Regions from separate parts of the Homo sapiens genome. Here region 2 is linked to region 1. A link is a loop called in an ENCODE intact Hi-C map of the cell type or tissue named here. Cell type or tissue: PC-9. All regions are shown on one strand. Each heading gives the region's core, and the rest is flanking DNA. Links, peaks and the distances in the headings are about the cores only. Region 1 overlaps EHBP1 (EH domain binding protein 1). Region 2 overlaps UGP2 (UDP-glucose pyrophosphorylase 2).

What was found. Hi-C counts contacts between places; a loop is a spot of excess contacts. Peaks named below come from ENCODE experiments on the same cell type or tissue, not always from the same donor. Only the 100,000 strongest peaks of a DNase experiment are listed, where the experiment ranks them.
Region 2: it touches region 1 in a loop (12-fold over the local background); 2 of 110 quality-filtered maps call a loop at or near these places.

The regions. Positions count from the first base shown.
Region 1 is chr2:62,783,194-62,791,537 of GRCh38, reverse strand. The region is part of intron 5 of EHBP1 (EH domain binding protein 1); the gene reads right to left. Among named protein-coding and RNA genes, the nearest start is that of EHBP1, 82 kb to the right of the region's middle. RefSeq lists an enhancer at 6,176-6,245. In PC-9, for the core only: a CTCF peak has its summit at 3,974 (motif pointing left); no DNase peak of the experiment used is centred there.
Region 2 is chr2:63,885,063-63,893,383 of GRCh38, reverse strand. UGP2 (UDP-glucose pyrophosphorylase 2) reads right to left here. Exons shown (of 10, transcript NM_006759.4): 6 at 7,498-7,795; 7 at 6,846-7,043; 8 at 5,740-5,982; 9 at 3,199-3,303; 10 at 1,824-2,264. The coding sequence ends at 2,157. It overlaps VPS54 (VPS54 subunit of GARP complex), which reads left to right. Exons shown (of 23, transcript NM_016516.3): 23 at 1-1,234. Among named protein-coding and RNA genes, the nearest start is that of UGP2, 47 kb to the right of the region's middle. RefSeq lists a silencer at 4,275-4,569. In PC-9, for the core only: CTCF peaks have their summits at 4,195 and 4,401 (motif pointing right); no DNase peak of the experiment used is centred there.

The DNA of each region.
Region 1 (8,344 bases), core at 271-8,270:
ATGTTCTTATATTATTCAAAAATGTATTTTCCAAAAATATTAGCAAAGTGTATGATTAAGTGGGATTTTAGATTTTAAAATGTAGCTAGTATATGCAGCACATGATCTGAAGCAGGGAATCACATGCATTGAACTTAAATGAATAAGCCAGATATGGCTGCTGGCTGTTTTGGTCTTATTTTCTTTAAATACTATCAAATTATCTACCTCAGTAAAACTGATGTTTATCTTAAAAACCTTTCATTACAAATGGTTTTTTTCTTTAAAAAATTCAATTTTTCTAGAACTATTTGAAGAAGCATAAAAAGCAAACATTTAAAAGCATGTTATCACATACATGTACTACTTAAAGTTGGTATATAGAACCTCAGTCTGGGAGTGAAGAAAATGAATGAAAATGAATAGTTTACCACTCATTAGCAATATGACTTTGGGCTAGTTACCAGATGATATCTTAGTTTCCTTATCTGAAAATGAGCAAGGAGAATTTTATGATTTCTAAGTTTTCTTCTAGCTCTAAATTTCTGTGATTTGATTATTTTAATCCAGAAACCCACATCTATATTGGGAAACTAGGTTTTAAGGTTATGGAATAACATAATAGTGAGTTATAACTTAAAACAACAAAAATATTACAACACTAATTTGAAATAGATTAACTGCCTGAAAGCAATGCTTTCAAGATAAAACACAAGAGACAATAATTGAATAGGGTTGTACTCATTTAATAATGGTATAAACACTAACATCTACAAAACAGGATATTTCATTGATGGGTACCTCTTGTGGAAATAGTCAACTTGTCTGCAAAGCCAAAATCTATAAAGTAACAAGAGAATTACACAAAAATATTTTAGACCTTACTTTTCAAATGGAGTTCTGTTATACCGTGTATAACTTACATGTAGAAACGAAAATTATTTAAAATTAATGATTACTAAAGTTACAACACAACAAGTGTTTATAGGAGTAGAGCCTTATTTCTTTTAATAATACATAATCCTTATATAAAGTAACACTATTTTCTGTAAAGCTGTGCAGTTCTCTAAATGTTTAATGTTTAAACATGCCACCAACAAGCATCTGACTAATAAAATGCAACTTCAAATAAAGGGAAACAATTTACTTCCTATTATTATCTGATACAGGTACTGCTGGAATTCAATTTCCTTTCAAATGTGTGCTTTTTTCAAAGAACATCCAACCACCCACACATTATTTAAAAAACAAAACAAAACAAACAACAAAAAACCTTTGTGTTAGAAATTGTCCCAGAACTGTATTTTGACGTTTTTAGCAACCTGACAAACCACTCTGTTTGCTTTCTTCTGCCAATACAAATCAAGCCAAGGACTAGTTTCTTCATTTATTTCATTCAATGTCACAAGACGACATTATGTCAGGGTAAAGGTCAATCATCAAGAATGCATGCTGCTGCTACAGTGGAAATATAAATATTCACCTGGGCTTTATTTCAAAGACTGGCTCACTGAAACTATTTAATAAGGCCTATAAAACTAGGAGGATGTGGAAAAACAATGTGTAAGAAACATTTTTCTCAACAAATTATATTCGCTGACATCATATAGAAAACTAAAGGTGCTACTTCAAAAACAAGTAAGTTTTAGGTAACTGGCATCAGAAAGGGGTTTTTCCTAGTTGTTTTAACAATCTCATGTTTTTTAAAATTTGCAGGAGTGCTACCCTGCAGGCATCTGTGACAGCATCACGAGGTTTCATATTTAGTGTGGGTGGTTGGATAAAATTGGACATTGATCAGTTTTGTGTGTGCTGAAAGGCACCAGGCTGGAACACTGTATTCAGCATTGGGTATGAGACTGCCAGTGCAGTGGGTTGGAAGATGTATGCATTGGCACTCCGTGTGGAACCAGGAGCTTACTTAAAAGGTTACTGAAATCTTGACTTTGGCAGCTGTCATCTTTAAGTGATCATGAATAGTTAAGAATTAAATCCAGAGCCAGACCTCTGAAGATCAGAGGTTGTGCACGTTTGAGGCACTAACCGTCCTTTATAACATTCTGTCCTCAGAAACAGAAAGCAGGGAGTAGGCCTTTTGGTGGGTGGGTGGGTGGAGAAGTGTTACATAGTTGAGAAAGTCACATTTTTAAAACACTCAGCTAAACTTAACTCTATCAACTTTCTAGGTGGCATTTAAATTAAAACGTCAGCAGATGTAATTACGTAAATAGATGAAGCAACTTTGTAATATTTTACCAAGTTAGGAATTCCAAGGTCTTTTTCTACTACATATATATGTGTTTGTGTCTTCCTAATGTACATTCTGAACCCTTTGCCTCCAAAAACAATTTGAAATGGCTATGCAGTCTCACAGAGCACTCTTATTAATGGCAACAGCCAAAAGACTACTCCATACTATCTGTTCTTGATGACTGGGTATTATAAAGGGCCAGCAATATCTCAAACATGCACAACTTCTAGTCTCCATAGGTGTGACTCTGGATCTAAGGTTTAACTCTTCATGATCACTAAAAGAAGACAGCTGCCAAAGACAAGACATTTTCACAGGACATATGCTTTTCACAGTGACTCCTCTCATGTTCCCTACCACCAGTAAATCAAATATTTTTCCCACCAGAGCTAAAATATGGTAACACAGAATTATTCATGCACAGATGAGTGGCGTTTCATAGATTTGTGCTACAGCATCTAATACATCTAACAGGGTCACAGCATGCCTTCAACATCTGCAATTAGTAATGAAGGTACTGGAATGGTATGATCTATTAGGTGTAAATTAAATATAGGTTTCTGTTAAAGATCAAGCTTATTGGCAAACCTTCAGAAACAGGTAAGAAGAATATAAAAACAAAATTAAGTAAAATAATTTCTTAGTAATAACAGAAAATAATTGCTTTTCTTAAGTGAAAGGAGGCAAAAAAAGCCTCTTATAAATTAGTATGATAAAGTTTAAAGGAAAAATATATAGTTAAACTGGAATTTCAAGCTTCTAGATTCCAGAAACAGGGTTATTTTAAGTTTCCTAATTTTCTAGAAAATAACAACAGGGTTTTTTTTTTGGTACACAGGAAAAGTCCATAACATGAGTATTACTCAGAGTGACAGATTAATAGACATATGCAATACCCACCCCTCCACCTATACTATCAAAGTTTAGTTCTTTTAATTGGAAGAATTTGGTTTTAAGGGAAAAAACATCACAACACATACGAATTATGACTCCACTCCCTAGTGGGCAGAAGTTGGGTGATTTAAATAAGAGAAAACATACAAATATTTTATATTGGAATAGGAAAGACCACATAAACCTTTAAATATATAACATTTCATCAGCTAGCATATTTTTAAGCAATGTTAGAAAAAATTACAGAATTATTGTATAATTACAAAAACATCATTTGTCTATGAAAGAAAACAATTCTAAACCACTTAATTTAAAAGAGGCATTCTTTAAAAATCCCTTTTCCTGGCATTAAAAATAAACTGTCACTGAGAAAAAGAAAAAAATTCTCCCAAAGCCTTCTATCTAAAACACAATTCATATTTTGATGTAAAGAAACCATCCTACTCCATTCCCCCAAATCACAACCTTAAAGAGTTGCTACTTAAATATTAGCCAGTGCTCTGTGAACCATTTTATATTAAAATTGGATAGTTCTAAACACCACACATATAAAAAGTATTGTTTGACACAGTGCCATTTTGATGATAAATTGCAATCTATAGCTCAAATAATTCTACCCAGGGATTAACATTTCAGAGGCTGAGCCAGAGATTATGTGTGTGGATCTTGAATTTCATCATCTCCCTTTGGCACAATAGCTTATTCTTCCTTTTTTCATCTATTCTTTCATGAAGGGTCAGGAAAGCTTAGCCTTGCTATTGCATTCATTTCATCTCTACATTAACCAGATACCTTGCAGTCTTTAGTTCTTATGTGTTATTCCATTACAACTACTATGCTGCACTGTGCTATGGCTAATGAGGTTTGTACCAAATCAAAGGGTGCCATCAAGTGGTTATAATACTCTAAACAGCATTACACTAAATGACTATTCCAGATAGGCTTTCTTCAATATAGACAAACTTGCCACGCCTCTATGAAAGAACACATTAATGGAGCAAGGGGGTGGGGGGGGGGGGCAGCGGTGCAGTGTGGGGTGGTGCAGGAGGGGCAACAGGAGTATCCATATTAATTGTTGTTTTGTATTTTCTATCCTCAGGGATTTCTTTTCCTGCATAGTATATTTATAAAATATAACTTTAGAACCATTGTTAAAATTAGTATTTATGTCAGCAGATTATCAAATGATATTTATTAAGTATAATTCAAGCACGGCAGCAGAACTGGGAACTAAACTTTATCAGTCAAAAATCATGACTATACTGATAGGAGCTTATTTCTGAAAATAAGCAATAATAGTGCACATACTTAAAGAAAGACAGCGTCTTGTCAGATTCATTTCCTATTGCTAATGAAAACTTGCAAGGCTATGAAATACAGCCAGTAATATTTGGTTTATGTCATACAGCCATGCCTGCGGTCTAACAAGGAACATAGCAGTTAAAGTGAGAACGTATTTTCAGTTATTTAAAACTTTCAGCAGTCTACTCAACAGGCTACAGGGGTCCCTTAGAGTTTTGAAGACAGGAATCAAGAACTGCTCTTAGAAAACACACAAGATAACATGCAATTCAAAATTGCCCACTCTGCAGAGCTGGCCAAACTGCTGCTGCCTGCAACTGTCCTGTACCAGTGAAACCTAACACATAGGCTTAAAGCATCTTCATAACTATATACTTAATTCTGCTGCGGAGAAAGCAAATTATCCAAGTTCAGAAATTAAACAAGATGTGAAAAATTAAATCATAAAAGCTAACTTAATCTTTAAGATTCAAGGTGCAGTACGAACACAGTAGCAAACTCCAGGCAAAACTAAAAATCTGTATGATGACATTGATATATTTTCTACATAGCTATTGCAGATTGCCTACAAAAATATTTCTCATCCCACATTTTCTTCTAGAGCCTTACCACTTCCCAATCAAGAGGTAGAGTCTAATTCCCCTCCCCTTTGAACCACGGCAGGTTTGTGATTGGCTTACAGCTAACATAAAATGATGAAGTAACACTATGTGGCAAGGCTAGGTCAAGAAGGTGATGCAACTTACACTGGGAGAGCTAGAATAGTCATTCTTGAAGTCTTTAGCTGCCATGAAAGTAATCCAACTGCCTTGAAAAAAATCCACACTAACCCACTGAAAGAGAGGAAATGGAGAGGCCTTGATACCACATGAAATGCCAGGGTCCATCTCATGGGCTCCAGTCCTTCCTCCCCTCATGTTCTACCCCAACCACCTCAGACTACAACTGCATGAGAGATTTCAAAGCCAGAACTGCCCAGCCAAACCCTAATATGACTATAATCTGATCTATTTAACTGAATCACAAGTGGCAGAAAATTATCAAGTTCCAGCAAGCATTGCTGCACTGCTTATAACAATGTTTAGTTGGTTACATACGGGAATGCAGTAGACAACTAATGCCCACAAAGCTGGAAATACAAAATGGAACAACACGCAGAAAGGTCAGAAAAATGAGATCACTACCTCTGATGGATGAGGAAAGGATGATGTGGTTCAGAAAGAAAAAAAAAAGTTTCGTAAGTTTCATTTGGGCAAGGAGTTATATATGTCCTGGAAAAGACTGGAATGGTATTACAGTAGTTTACAGCATAAGCAGAAAGTTTAAAAATATTTTAGGGCAATCCACATAAAAACACTAGAAACCAATGTAAGAAAAAGTAGGTTGTATAAGAAAGGTGAAGGAGAATACAGGGCCTTAAAATATATATTTTAATAAGAAAAAGAAAATAAAATTTAAAGGAATCTCACTTGGAAAAAAATCACTGATATATCCAACTGCCTTCTGGATATCTTTCCCCCGCCACAACCCACTCCTACCAATTCTTCCTTTGTGTTCTCTATACTGACTAAGAGCAAATTATCTAAACATTCAAACTAGAAATCTGGAAGTCACCCTACACTCTCTGACCTCCCTTAGCCCTTGAAATGAGTCACTAAGAAGTGATTCCACTACCTTCTACACACTTCTGAATCTTTTTCGCCTCTTCTCTGTCTGCACCTGCTAAGGCCACTGTCCCAGTTCACGCCCATGACATCTGTTACTTGGATAACTGAATCAGTTGCCTATCTGATCTCAAGTCCTTCAGTTTTGCACATTTCAATTCATTCTCTATAGAAATATCTTTTTTAAACTGTGGGTTATGATCCATTAGTGGATGGTGAATTCATTTTAATGGGTTGCAAAGTCAATTAAGCGGTTTGCAAACAGCATTCTAAAACATCAGGATAGAACAGAAAATACCACAGTACATCCCACAATACTTGTAAGAGTAAGACTTGTTTCAGTTGTTCACAGGTACATATATGTGTATACTAGATCATAATATAAAATGTATTTCTTACAGCTACAGTAAAAAAAAGTTTGAAAGGTAAAAACTGATTATTTAAAAATACAAATCTGACCATATTATCACTCTGCTTAAAACTTTTCCATGCTTCCTGATAGCTTACTGGAATGATGAATCAGAATCATAGAGGGTCCAGTGGGCAAATCTATATGTTTTCATAGTCCAGAAGTGATTCTCATAGGCAGCCAAGTTTGGGATCCACAGGCTGCTAGGATAAAGTTCAAATTCCTCGGTATGGCACACAAGGCCATCCATAGTCTTACCCAAGATGAGTAAGGGCTCATGTTGATAGCTTCAACCCCTAGTACTCTCCTCACTTTGGGTATAAAGCTGTAACAATTTTATCTCTGTGCCTTTACCAAGGCTATTCCCTCTGTGCTTACCTCAGACCCCATTCTCTTCACACAATTATCTGGTGAGTGAACTTTTAAAAGTCTTTCAAGTTCATGTGGCAACTGCTCCATAAAGCCTTTCCCATGCCCCTGATAGATATGAGTACTCCTGGACGTCTTCAAGGGGCCTGCCACCTGCCTCTTTAGCATCCTCACTATATTTCGATGATTTGCTTACAGATCTGCCTCTCTGACTAGATTGAGAACTACATGCAGGTGAAACTTTGTCTTATTCATATCCCCAATGTTAGGAAGTAAATGTATAACCAATATCACAGTACCCAGGATAATGAAATCCAAAAAACAATCATTCTGTGACCCAAATTAAGTAGAACAATGGTCTCCTTTATAAAAAAATTCAATCTTTCTCTTCTTCAGTTTGAAAAGAAAAAATGTGATTTTGGAAAATATCAAAAGAGGTAGGAAACATATATTGTTAATTGCTTTGGCTGAAAAGATTTAATATAAAGTAAATACATCATGATTTTTAGTGATTTAATTAGTAGTTTTATATCCATTTCATGTCATTTGACCACTTTTCTAAATTTTTCCTAATTTTAAGGGTAAAGGGGAAATTCTTCAAAGTTATTAAGGCTGATTTATTTCTAAATTCATCCTGCCCCAGAGATCTGTGGAACTTTGAACTTGAAAGAGATGATTTAGGGTATCCAGCAGAGGAAATTTCTAAGCAGCAAAGCATTCAGGAGGAAGCAGAGCAAAACATTTGGAAAATTTACAGCCTGACAATGTGATAAAAAAGAAAACCCCATTTTCTGGGCAGAAATTCAAGCCAACTGCAGAAATTTGCATAAGTAATGAGGAGACTAATGTTAGTCACCAAGACAATGGGGAAAATGTCCCCAGTTCATGTCAGAGACCTTCACAGCAGCCCCTCCCATCACAGGCCAGGAGGCCTGGAAGGGAAAAATGGTTTCCTGAGCCAGGTCCAGGGCTCCCCTGCTGTGTGCAGCCTTGGGACTTGGTGCCCTGTGTCCCAGCCACTTGAGCAAGGGCTAAAAGGGGCCAACATACAGCTTAAGCCATTGCTTCAGAGGGTGCAAGCCCCAAGCCTTGGCAGCTTCTACGTGGTGTTGGGCCTGTGAATGCACAGAAGTCAAGAACTCAGGATTAGAAACCTCCACCTAGATTTCAGAGGATGTATACAAAGGCCTGGATGTCCAGATAGAAGTTTGCTGCAGGGGCAGAGCCCTCATGGGGAAACTCTGCTAGGGCTGTGTGGAAGGGAAGTGTCAGGTTGGAGCCCCTACACAGAGTCCCCACTGGGGCACTGCCTAGTGGAGCTGTGAGAAGAGGTCCACCATCTTTCAGACTCCAGAATGGTAGATCCACTGAGAGGTTGCACTGTGCACCTGGAAAAGCCACAGACACTAAATGACAGCCCGTGAAAGCAGCCAGGAGGGGGGCTGTACCCTGCAGAGCCACAGAGGTGGAGCTGCC
Region 2 (8,321 bases), core at 322-8,321, 1.1 Mb before region 1:
TGTTATGAAGAAAATCTGGATGCCTGTGATTCGAGAATTGAACCTGAAACCCAAAGTGAACTGGGGTGGGGGAAGGGAAAAAGGAAAGTATCAAGTGTTGGGAAACTGGATTCAGTGGGATCTACAAGGAATGTCATTTTTGTGCATCCTACAGTGAGGAGTAACTGATCAGGTGTCTATAACATTTTTCATTCTCTCTGGAAACAGACTCAGGTTTCTTTGGACCAAATCCAAAAGAACACATAGCTGTAACACAGCTGTAGTTGACTAGAATGCTCTGTATACTTTATATTAAAAAATGCTTTGCATTTCTTCCAGTGCAATGAAATTCATATGGTGTCCCACCTTATTTAATGATGGTACAATTTAAAATCTTAGTCAACTTCTGTAGAAAGTTTTCTCTATGAAAGTAAAGCTGTTTGAAAAATTATTATTTTTTTACAGATCTTTCTATAAAAAATAAACATCTTTTGATTGCTTGGATTTAGGAATTCAATTTTTGTTTCAGTGACCAATGTCAAGTTGCAGGCTTTGTGTGTTGCATATTTAATATTTCTACTACCACCGTATGTCAACTGGGTAAAGCCTTCCAGAGCTCTCTAAATACCTGAAAGACTTAAGCCTTTTTTTAAGTAATTAATACTTAAAAAAAAAGATCCTGGCATCTATTTATGCAACTAAATACTTTTCAGAAATGGTATATAAAAGGCTACAGTTTAATATCTGTATTTTTATAAAAGTATGATGAAGGGTTTGGGGTGTTTTTATTTGTAGCAGAGGTAAGAATATGTATTCATATAATCTGCCTACTTTTGAGTTCTCATATTAACATTTAGATAACATATGAAGTATGGCCCCCTTGGATCCTTGTTTTTAAGTTACTTTCGATGTGTATACGAACAAAGACCAGGGAGAAACAGAACTTTTAAAACTATAGGCTGCTGTGTTGGGGCCAGAAATAAGGTGACAAGTAAAGACTTTTATAATACCTACCTTCAAAATTAGAATCAGCAGCACTGTACAAATAAAGTGCCTGTGCTTCACCTCACACCAAGAATCTTGCCTAACCCTGTCAGAGTGCCTAATATCCTGTGGTGATTATGTATAATGAAACAGTCTTATTTTGTGCTCTTTGGTTTCTTAAAAGGAAAGCTTGTTTTCTTTCCTTTATCATTACAGAGGTATGTCTTTGGTTCTTAAACTATCTGTCTAAAATAAAGCTGTAAAAAATTAACAGACTTTAAAAGGCAACTTTTTTTTAAGTGGTATATTGTGAACTTTAAACAAGCAGCCTACTCAAAACAAGTATGGATGAATTTAAAGAAAAGGCATAAATTGAACTACCAGCAGACCTGAATGGAAAGATTATTAATGATCATTTTTTCAGTGATAATAAACAAGCTTCAGGAAATGAAGCTTCAGGGAAAGGGAACTTTTTATGAAGCTATACCCCCTACCTCACTATAGAAGAGTACAAGGATGTGAAGAAATGCCTTCCCTTTGCCCACCCCCGTCAGCTGGGAAAATAAATGCCACTTTGTTTCAATAAATGGAGAGTTTGTGGAAAGCATGGCAGGCATCCCAGTTTTAGAACTAGATGAAAGGTAGGTACTAAAGAAAATACCTTCAGTTTAATTCCTGTGGAAATAATGGTATGATTAAGATTCTTAGAAATGCCAAAAACTGGACTCATTAAGTACACACTGGCTAGGTAACTAGCCAGTGTGTACTTAAAGGGCAAATCTTCCAACTAATATAGTAACTGTCTAACAACAATAAACCAGTTTATAGTTAGCATTATAAAGTACCAGTGTACACAAGTATTGCTTCACTGCTTTATTTTTGAAATCACAAGCAATTCAAAGTGATCATCATTGAGGCTTCTGTTAAAAGTTCTTCCAAAGTTGCCCAGTTTTAAGATTAAACAATATTGCACTTTAAGATGAACTAACTTTTGGGATTCTCTTCAAAGAAGGAAAGTATTGCTCCATCTGTGCTTTTCTTAGACTAAAAGCATACTGCAGAAAACTCTATTTTAAAAATCAACACTGCAGGGTACAGTAACATAGTAAAGTACCTGCCTATTTTAGAATCCTAGAGAACATTTCATTGTAAGAAACTAGCCCATTATTTAAGTGTCCACAGTATTTTTCATTTCAGTGGTCCAAGATGCGAAGGTTTCCAGACACAATCTTGTTCTCTAATACTGCTCCAGGTGGGATATCAATTCTGTCACCATGATTTGCAATGATGATAACCGTTCCCTAAGTGACAGGGAAAACAAAAGAGTGTACTTGCAACTGAAATGCAATTTGATTATCTTACAGTGATCAAGTTTATGTACAACTTTTTTTTTTTTACAGTGAAGTAACTTTTTTTATAAACAATATTAAACATGAAAAACAAATAACAGTTAAGGAAAATTGTAATGTGTCCTTCTGTAACAATCCTGGCAGTAGTTCTAGATTCTCTGTCTCCTTGTTAGAGGTAGAACTAAGAGCGGGAAGTGGACCCGGTGCCACAGCATGGCCAGCCCCTTTTGGAGGCCTACTTGCAAGGCCACCAGCATTATCTAACCTTCATAGAGAAATTAAAAGGTGCTTGGTTTACATTTACATATAGGGCTTTTGTTGTTGTTTTTATAACAGTTTACTGATAAGATTTTTCATGTCTTAAGTCTTTAGGCAGTCTCAGCAATAAAATTCAATATATGTATTTGTTTTTTCAAGATCTTCATTTAAGTAAGTAGCTTTAATGGGAGGAGTATATGAAATCTAGTTAGGAGATTTTTTAAAAAATTACATGATTTGGAAAAAGCTATTGTATCTTTGGTGAGCTTTAATACTTTTATACCCCCGTTTCCCTCCTATTTCTTACGTGAGGCTGGAATGACACTGAAGAGTACCTGAGTACTACAATAATGTAAATGAATATTCTTACAGTGATAACATTCCTTTAATAGGTTATATTCAGTACAAATTGTCATTTTTTTTCTGCTTTTACTCAATCATCTTTAGTAAGCTAATGCTAATAGTGATCCTATTTTAAAGATTCTCATTTCAGTAAAATAATTACACTAGTAATTAAGGTGGCACTAAGACTAACAAGTATTCCTTAAAGTAAATGTAAATTTATGACTAGAAAATGAGACCTATATTGTAAGCTGTAAGAAATATAATTTTCATTGTAACAACATACCTTTAATGAAACATTTTTTCCAAATGTCACATCTCCTGAAACTGTGAGGTGATCCAATTCAAGCATATCTGGTATACTTTCAAATCTTCTTAGATAATCTTGAACCTTACAGAAAAGGAGAAACATAAAAATTTGTCTCAAATGGGTTCAAAGAAAGACAGGAAAAATATTAACAAGAAAGTTTAACTGAACTGTAGAAACCTTTTTTGGCAAAGCTCAGGTCCTCTGTGGGAAGCACCTACTTATTAAGCACTCATTATATGCTAAATGCCGTGCAGGAAAGACCAGGAGCTACAAACATTGTTTTTACACCAAGCAATTTACAAGATAGTTGAGCAGATCTAAGGGTTTTTTTTCTTTTTTTTTTTAAAGATAATCAACATGCCAAGAGCCAGATGAATAGTTCACACAATCTGAATTTAACTGAAAAAAAGAGATCATGCTTTGAAGCAGGCTAGACTGGAGCTGGACTTTAGTGGATAGGTCGGATTCTGAAAAATTAGAGCACATTTTAGGAAGAGCAACAGCACAAATTATTATGTTATCACCATCTTTGTCTTTTTATTTCCTTAGATTTACAAGCACTAGAGATTGTCCTATGTGACCCCGTTTCCTATTTTGCTGGGAAAATGGGAGCAATTAGAAAACTTCCACTTGTTTCCATCCACCACCACCACTACTTTGCCCCCATTGCCCATTACTCTGCCTTCCTAGTACTGGAATTGGACTGCTTCTATTCCTACTTAAAGCCAGCCTCTCCATTTGTTCATCAGATCCCTTCTTATGGCCTATCAAGTGTTGTTTCAGCAACTCTCCCTCTTCAGTCTTTTTTCCCTCCTGACTGCATTCCCATTAATGTATAAACATCCTCCCATTAAAAAAAAACAAAAACTCAAATCCTATATTCCTTTCTACCTATAGCCCCATTTCTCTGTTTCTCTTTAAGGCAAAACTCTTGAGTTTTCGATATTCATATCTCCAATTCCTCGTTTTTCATTCTCTTTTAAATCCATGCCTGTGAGGCTCCCAAACCTCCATACTGATAAATCTAATTCTCATCTTACTTGAATCAGCAGCAGCATTTGACACATGATCAATCCCACTTGAAATATTTTCTTCATTTGACTCTGAGGACACATGCATTCATAGTTTCTAATTCCCCATCTGCATTCTACACATCCACAGCAGGTGGCACCAAACCACACCTGCTGTGGACTAAAACAGACTTGGATGGCAGAGCAGGACCCCATAGGCCAACCACAAAGGCTCACAGTGTCACATTTCATTGATTAAATTTTTTGGATTTCACTTATCAGGCTAGGTTGGAGTTTTACAGCAGGTCCACAGATAGTGCTGTTTTGTTCAATGTTACTTTGTTATAACGCTGATGAGGGGAAAAAAAGGATTGCCAGCCAGGGCTACTGTCTGTGTGGAGTTTGCACGTTCTCCCCACATCTGTGTGGGTTTTCTCCAACTATTCTGGTTTCTTCCCACATCCCAAAGATGTGCATGTTAGGTGAACTGGTGTGTCTACATGGTCCCAGTATGAGTGTGGATATGTGTGAGTGTGCCCTGAGATGGGATGGCGGCCTGTGCAGGGTTGGCTCCTGCCTTGTGCCCTGAGCTGCCGGGATAAGCTCTGGTCACCAGTGAACCTGAACTGGAATAAGTGAGTCAAGAATTATCTTGTTTTTATTAATCAATGTATGTACAGCTCACATTTATTTCAGAGTTTAATATTAGAAGTGTTTTGTTTTTAAAATTTGGTGATATTTTTGTGACCAGAAATAAACTGTAGGAACTGAACTCTTGTTTATATCAATTAGCCTATGGCAAAATGTGTTACACATTGTTCTGCTTACTGTGGCAGTTTCCAAGAACATACTGATGACACTGAGGATGTACTGTACTTGCTATTCCACCTGTCTAGAACACTTTTTGCACTAGATACCGATTTGTCAGACTCAATCAACTCAATGAGGCTGCCTGTGGCCACTCAATGTAAAATTACACCATCAACACCACCCCGCCACCTCCCCAGGCATTCCCTATTCTCCACCCTTGCTTTGTTTCTCCATAGCATTTTCCACCACTTGGTATATCATACATTTACTTACTTATCATCCTTTCCCCACTAGAATGTCAATTCCGTGAAGACAAAGATTTAGTCTGTTTTGTTTACTGCTAAATCCCTAGAACCTAGAACACTGCCCAGTACATGATAGGCATTCAATAAGTATTTGTTAAGCCAGAATTAACCTTTTCCCACTGATGAAAGCAGTACTGGTCTTGGAAGAGACAGAAGATAAAATGCCCCAAAATTTAAAGATTATTTTCTACTCTCCATATGGCAATCATGTTTCAAATGTGAAGTAAAATATTTATCTTCTATGGTCAATTCCCTTTAAAAGGTATCAAAGACAGAGGAATACAACAGGTCAGTGGTAGAGACTGTAATTAGTCTCCAATTCACATGTATATCATATCTTTATAATTACACATTTAAGAAATATGAACTCACATATCTTTATAGTTACGTACCTTCGTAAAAGAACTGCCTAATTTAACCAAGGGCACTGTAGGAAATTCCCGCTTTTCACTCATTGTCAGAGATCCTGCATTAAGACTATAGAGGTTTGACATCACCAGCAAGAGATCTGATGTGGTTTTGACAGGCAGAAAACGGCTCCTTGGCACATTAATACCTAGAGAATTCTCAAAACTTTTGATGGCAGCCCCTACTGCAGTTTCTAATTGAATGACATTCAGGCCTCCATCCAAAGTCTGTAAGAAATTAGGGGTGGGGAATAGAAAACAGAGGTTTTAGGCACCTACAACTTAGTTCCATGTAGGTTAGTTAATATTTGGGAAGTGATTTCAGAGATCCATTGATGGAAAAAAAAAAATTTTTTTTTTTTTTTGAGAAGGAGTCTTGATCTGTCACCCAGGCTGGAGTGCAGTGGCGCAATCTCGGCTCACTGTAGCCTCTGCCCTCCTGGGTTCAAGCAATTCTTATGCCTCAGCTTCCCGAGTAGCTGGAATTATAGGCATGTGCCACCTACCCAGCTAGTTTTTTGTATTTTTAGTAGAGATGGGGTTTCACTATGTTGGCCAGGTTGGTCCTGGCCTCAAGTGATCTGCCGGCCTCGGCCTCCCAAAATGCTGGGATTACAGGTATAAGCCACTGAGCCTGGCCAGAAAAATAATTTTGAGAACTGACATTTATCAAGCACCTATCATATGCCAAACTCTTAAACATGTAATCTTTTTTCAGTCTTAAAACTCTTCTGTTCAGTAATATCATTTCATGATAAACCATAGGTTCAGAAAACTCATGCAAAGTACCGATGGCCAAATGACCTATGAGTGTCAGAGCAACAACTAAGACTGAAGTAGGTTCTCTACTTTTGAAGCCCAGTGTTTTTGCCACTACCACAACCCAGGGTCAAATATAGGGCACCATAACTTGGCACACTAGAGGGGTGACAGCAGATTCTGGAAGACAGGGCTAGGAACTAGAGTCTGAAAAGGCAAAAGGGAGTGACCAATGGAATAGATGGGACAGAGGGAGTGGGCGATGGGGTCTGTGTGTAGCCTACTATGACCTTAGGAACCAGGAAGCTCAATGGGCCACAACCTTGGCTTACCTTTGCATTCACAATGATTTCCATGTCAATGGCATTTTGCTCCTGCAGTCTTTTAACTGCTGCAAGAGAAATCCATAGGTTGTTTGTATTAAATATTTTGAACTTTGATACAGACTTGAACTCGTCTACATGTGCTTTTGGCACTTGAGCAATTTCCACCAGTCTCAGTTTGCCTTCATATTGAGTGAGTGTCCCGCCCTAGAAAGGCAGAAAATAGTGAGTGCCTCCACATCAGTCTCAAGTGCATTTTTTTGTAAATACAAAGATAGTGATTATACAAAAAATATATAAATACATTATGTAGAAACAGAGTAAATTTTCATAAAAGGGACAATGAAATAACATTTAAATGCCAAACTAGAAGAGTATTAAAGGTTTGGACAACTTTACTGAAAGATTTCACATGTTTCAGATTTTTGCCATAAATATGTATGAAATTATTTTAGTTAAAATTACTGATGTAGCTTATCCAAAAAAATAGAGATGATTTTGATACTATTTATTATGGATTTATGATACATACTATTATGTCAAACAGAACATATTAAATGTGTTGTTTAACATAGAAACTTTCAAATAAAAAAGTCTTTAACTTCATAACTTACGAAATGTGAAAACATGAAGCCCTAAACTGCTTCCTCTCGGTATTTACCTTTACATCTGCACGTGTTTTATTTGTGACTTCCATGACAAATTCACAGCGTTTTCCATTGGGTGGGTTCATTAGATGATTAAGAATATACAGATCCACTGTGGCACCCAGATTATCTATGTTAGACACAAAAATATACTCTTTGCCTTCTCCTATAAAGGTATCAAGCAATCCAGAGTTGTAGAAACTGGCGTAAATATCACCATGACCTGGAGGGTACCAAGCTTCTGTATTTTCCCCTGAGTAAGACACGTCCTTTGCTACAGGAAGTAAAGATTCTTTATTAATCCTCGGGTACCTTTAAAAAAAAAAAAGTTCTTTTTCAATATTGACCCTGTAGAGCATTTCAGGCCTTTAAATAAAATAATACATTAAAGTTAAATAAAATTTCACTTCTTTTCAGAGTCTATCAATAAGTAATTTAATTATAGGTGAATCCATTTAAGAAAATCTCTCAGTATCTGTGTTGTCCAAAATCTGTTTTCCAGATGGTGATAGCTGCTGCAAAAACATGTCTCTATGGTCATACAGATGGGAGGACCCATCATATTTTTAAGATATTCATGTTTTATGACTCTCCAAAAGAAGGGATGTATCAAGTAAATTTTCTCAAACTTATGTAGTTGTGAGATTGTTCTTTTCCCTGAAAACCTATCTGGGAAATACTGCCCATTCTTACAAATGGATATATTCAGGGGTGGATCTCTTTCTTTCCCAGAAAATAAGCACCAGGTTAGCATTCCAAGATGTCTGCTTCCCACCACTAGTAAGAAAGGTAAAGCTGGTGATGGGGCAAGAGGAAAACGGGAGCTAGCACCGCAACA